2 separate regions of the Homo sapiens genome follow, and region 1 is linked to region 2. Evidence: read pairs that join two places in POLR2A ChIA-PET (ENCODE). Cell type or tissue: HepG2. All regions are shown on one strand.

The links. ChIA-PET counts read pairs that join two places held together with the same protein. Peaks named below come from ENCODE experiments on the same cell type or tissue, not always from the same donor. Only the 100,000 strongest peaks of a DNase experiment are listed, where the experiment ranks them.
Region 1: POLR2A ChIA-PET joins it to region 2 with 5 read pairs; 2 of 35 experiments call an interaction of 5 or more read pairs at or near these places.

The regions. Positions count from the first base shown.
Region 1 is chr19:53,567,965-53,570,464 of GRCh38, reverse strand. It overlaps ZNF331 (zinc finger protein 331), which reads right to left. Exons shown (of 6, transcript NM_001079906.2): 4 at 1,080-1,161. The coding sequence starts at 1,088. Among named protein-coding and RNA genes, the nearest start is that of ZNF331, 31 kb to the right of the region's middle. In HepG2, no CTCF peak of the experiment used is centred here; no DNase peak of the experiment used is centred here.
Region 2 is chr19:53,430,560-53,433,059 of GRCh38, reverse strand. All of the region lies in intron 9 of ZNF765-ZNF761 (ZNF765-ZNF761 readthrough), which reads right to left. ZNF761 (zinc finger protein 761) reads right to left here and starts at 1,076. Exons shown (of 5, transcript NM_001289951.2): 1 at 1,032-1,076. It also overlaps the pseudogene TPM3P9. RefSeq lists a silencer at 1,120-1,199. In HepG2, no CTCF peak of the experiment used is centred here; DNase peaks (open chromatin) are centred at 1,189 and 1,529; H3K4me3 peaks cover 1,654 bases.

The sequences.
Region 1 (2,500 bases), 140 kb before region 2:
CTTCCTTTTAAGCATTTAAAAAATTCCCACACAGGTAAGTCAGACTGTTTATTACAGTTATTCACTTAGGTTGCCCAAAACACCTAAGGCTTTCTCCGATTCTGGGGTATGTGATCATCTCCTACTTCCATACTGGAAGATCTTCATATTTATTACCATCCATAACCCTGCCTTTCCCCCGTTCCTGATTTTTTTTTTTTTTTTTTTTTGAGACAGAGTCTTGCTCTGTTGCCCAGGCTGGAGTGCAGTGGCATGATCTTGGCTCACTGCAACCTCCATCTCCTGGGTTCAAGCAATTCTCCTGCCTCAGCCTACCAAGTAGCTGGGATTATGGACACATGCCACCATAGCCTGCTAATTTTGGTATTTTTAGTACAGATGAGGTTTTACCATGTTGGTCAGGTTGGTTTTGAACTCCTGACCACAAGTGATCCACCCACCTGGGCCTCCCAAAGTGCTGGGATTACAGGTGTGAGCCACCACACCCGGCCCCCTGTTTCTGATTTAGAGGATAAGGATGTCAGATGACTTAGAATCATCTTGTGGTCTGAGAGATCCATTCAATAATAAAATTTATCCTCCAGTTTCCCGGCAGGAACATGACCTCTGTTCAAAGGTCCTAATCACAGCCCCATCCCTTTCCAAAAGTCCCATAAAGCTTGGGATCTGAGCACATACTAAGACAGACCGGCGAATATGAGCATTCCCTCTTATCTACGCAGAAAACATGATCAGTGGAGGATCTGTTTCTCATGTGGTCAGATGGGACCAACATATCTAACTCATCAAACCACAGACTTGACTTAAATATTTCCCTCAAAGGACTTTGCTACTTCACTGCTCCAAAATTACCCTTGCCAAAAAAGGGAGCAAACAGGAGATACTTAATCACCTGCTCAGTGATTTCCCAAAAAGGCAGACACGGAGCTACGTGGCATTATCATTCACTGGAATAGAAAGAGCTGGGAAACAGGTAATTATAAAGAGCTTGACTAGATAAAAGGCTTCAGATAATTCACAAGCAGATGCACAGAACGCAAATATCATAGCTCAAGAAGGAAAGAGAAATATACACTTACCTGGGCCATTGTTTTAGAACTGAAGAACTGATCAGTCTTCTCGGGGTTTCCACTGAAGAAGACAAATTCCGAGAGGCTAGAGCTAGGGGTGGAAAAAAAGAGATTAAAACGAGGTGCATCTGGGGTCCCCATAGTGATGTAATATGACCTTTTGGCTCCTCTGTCTTGGCTTCCCAACACAAACACATAACCGTGACATATCTGGGAAAGGTGAAGAGTATCATGGATCAGGCCAGGTGCGGTGGCTCACGCCTGTAATCCCAGCACTTTGGGAGGCCGAGGTGGGTGGATCACAAGGTTAGGAGATCGAGACCATCTTGGCTAACACGGTGAAACCCTGCCTCTACTAAAAATACAAAAAATTAGCCGGATGTGGTGGCACGTGCCTGTAGTCCCAGCTACTTGGGAGGTTGAGGCAGGGGAATCGCTTGAACCCGGGAGGCGGAGGTTGCAGTGAGCTGAGATTGCGTCACTGCACTCCAGCCTCTGGTGACAGAGCAAGATTCTGTCTCAAAAAAAAAAAAAAAAAAAAAAAAGAGTATCATGGATCAAACCTAAACCAAGCTCTCAATGAAACCTCAGGAAACCTAGCTGCACACAGCAGAGGAGGCTTTACTTTTTTTTTTTTTTGCGCCTCAAAGACAGGCCCAGACAATTTAACAGGAGGGCTCCATTTCTGGCCAGCTCCCTGTCGGGGACGGATGGGTGGGATGTAGTAAAGAATGTGTACTTGCCTAAAAAGTAGTCTGGCCTTTGCCCTCTGGTGCTGAAAGGTAATCTATATTACCTCTAAGAGGAATGTCTTTGTTTCTGATGGGGGCTTGCTATGCCAGAAATACTAATCAAGGGATTCGGGGTAGGAGCTTTTGGTCACGCAGTATCAGCTGACCTGGACACTAAGATTAACCATGTAGACAGTTAATCCACCAACCAGTCAATCATGTCTACATGCTGAGGCCCCAATAAAAACTTCCAACATCAGAGCTCTGGTGAGCTTCTCTAGTTGGCGATAGTTGGTGCCTGTTGTCACACATCAAAGACAGCAGAGTAATGAGTCCTGACTCCACAGGGAGAAGACACCAGAAGCTCTGTGTCTGGAACCCTCCTGGACTTCAACTTACGTACTTTTTTTTTTTTTTTTTGAACGGAGTCTCACTCTGTTGCCCAGGCTGGAGTGCAGTGGCACGATCTCGGCCTACCACAACCTCTGCCTCCCGGGTTCAAGCGATTCTCCTCAGCCTCCTGAGTAGCTGGGACTATAGGCACATGCCACCATGTCCAGCTAATTTTTGTATTTTTAGTAGAGATGGGGTTTCACCATGTTGGCCAGGCTGGTCTCAAACTCCCGACCTCGTGATCTGCCCTCCTTGTCCTCCCAAAGCGTTGGGATTACAGGCATGAGCCACCACACCTGGCCACGT
Region 2 (2,500 bases):
CCTGTTATACCCCCCTGTCCCCACTCTCTAGCACCCCAGATCCCCAGGTGTCCTCCCTGCTGTGCTTCTCCCTCTGTTCTCCTTGCCACCAGCACCACTCTGCTCTGTCTGCCCTGGCTCCAAATCCCTCCTCCTCTCCCTCACCCTGATGAGCCTCCCTCTTTGCTGTCCCTCTCCCTACCTTGCTGTCCTTCATCTCTCTGTACATCCAGCTTTTCTCTACATTTCTGCACTTGCTTTTCTCCTCCTGCTTTCTTATCGTTTTCTTTTCACTTTTGCTGTCTCTTGGCAAATCCCTCACCCATCCTCTACTTTGCCATCTGTTATAGGTCTTTCTCATTCTTCTTTTCTGTCTCAGGTTTTCCACTGCTCTCTGTCCGTCTCCTGATCCCTTTGGCCCACACAGTCACAGGAGGGTTTGGAGTAAGACGCCTGCATCCCGGGGGAGCGCATTTTCCAGGGGCTGGAGCTGGGCAGGCAGTAACACCCCGCGTCACAGGACAGGCCCCGGGCACCTCCCCAACGCGGGCTCAGGGGAAGCGGTGATTGTGGAGGCGAAACCCGTGGAGCAGCAGGGCCCGGCACAAGGAGGGAGGTGAAGGGGCGACAGCACCTTAAGGCAAGGGTGGGGTCTGCAGGATCCTAGGACCAGGCAGAGGACGCGGCCTTTCCGGGACTGGGGCAGCGGCGCTGGGCTCCAGGGGCCGACAAAGGCGAGAATCCACCTCTCAGGTGAGGACTTTAAAAAGCGCGGGGCGGGAGGAGTCAGAAAAAGGTTTACAGCAGGAAAACTACAGGTTAGAAAGTGTATACATTGCCCTGTAGCAGAAACACCCGGGACGGGACCAGCCTCAGGGGGACCTTAAACCCAAAAGGAACCGACCCACGGCCTCTCACGAGGTCGTCTCAATTTGCTCTGAGTGAAGGAAGACGGCTGAGAATTTCCAGGTTTGTGGGGATCCCAAGTCCCAGGTACAGAAGCGCCAGGAACCTGGAAGAGCAGACTTAATACAAGACAGGGCGAAACTCACGCGCCGCGGTGGCACCGTCACTCCACGCTATCCGCTTCCTGGTCTGCACGAATCTGCGCGCGCAGAGCAGAAGCCAGGCCTGGGCGGGACCCGCAAGGAGGTGGGCGGGGCCTGGACGAGGCAGGGGCGGGGCGCGAGGCGGAGAGACCTTGCGCTTTAGAGCCGGCAGAGGGCGGGGCCGGGGCGTGACCGGTGCTCCTCTCAGCTTCTCTCCTAGCACCTGTTTTCGGGTGGTGAAGGTGAGACCGCCCAGGAAGGCTGACGCATGGACTCAAAAGCCCTGGAATTGTCTGGAACGGGATACAAACTAGAATGTAAAATGCAAGGCCCTGCCTGGGCGGAACGTACGATTTCATGCTGACGGCCCACAGAACAGAACAGAAATCCTCTCCCTTTCTATTCTCCACTCACTCAGGAGGGAGAGTCCACCCCGTGCTCAGCTGCAGAGACTTCCCTAGGGCCTCCCCCTGGGATGCGGGACGGAATGCTCAGGCCAGCCAGGGGCGACCTGCTGGATAAACACAGCAAGGATTCAGGCGCGGGGGCGGGAGCCTGAGTTCCCAGCTACTCAGGAAGCAGCGGCGAGAGGATCGCTGAGCCTGGGGGTCCAGGCCAGCCTGGGCGACAAAGTAACACCCCTCCCTCAGGACTCCCTCCCTCGTCTCTCTCTCTTTTTTTCTCCATTTTTTAACGTTAAAATAAAATTTTGATTGTGTGAGATAGGGATACATTATTCTTTTCCATGTGGATATCCAGTTAGTTGTCCCAGCACATTTGTAGAAGAGATCTATTACTTTCTTTTATTTATTTACTTATTTCTTTTCTTTTATTTTGAGACAGAGCATTTCTCTGTCGCCCAGGCTGGAGTGCAGTGGCAGGAACTGGGCTCACTGCAGCCTCTGCCTCCTGGGTTCAAGCGATTCCCCTGCCTCAGCCTCCGGAGTACCTGCCATTACAGGCGCGTGCCACCATGCCCGGCTAATTTTTGTATTTTTGTAGGTGGGTTCCCCATGTTGGCCAGCTGGTCTCAACCTCCTGACTTCAAGTGATCCACCTGCCTCGGCCTCCCAAAGTACTGGGATTACAGGCGTGAGCCACTGTGCCTGGCCCCCCCAAAATACTTTTTACTTCACTGTCTAATTGTTGAGAAAATATAATTGAAAACAAACAAAAAGTCTTTCTCCAAATGAGAAATCATCTCCACGATGATCATAGAGAAAGAAATTAAAACCATTTCATTAATAAATAAGCCTTAGACCAGATTGTGATGCGAAATACAGGCAAACAGCTAAGAGGTTGAAAAAAGAGAAAGAAACTTTACTGTTCTATACAACCCATTAAGGACATGTTTTCAAGATAAACGCTAATCAGTCCTCAGGGAAGAGGACTTGACAACACTCTTGGTCACACATAGTTCATCCTGACTCTACTTGGTAATGGAGGTGACCATCTGTGTCAGCTAATTAGCT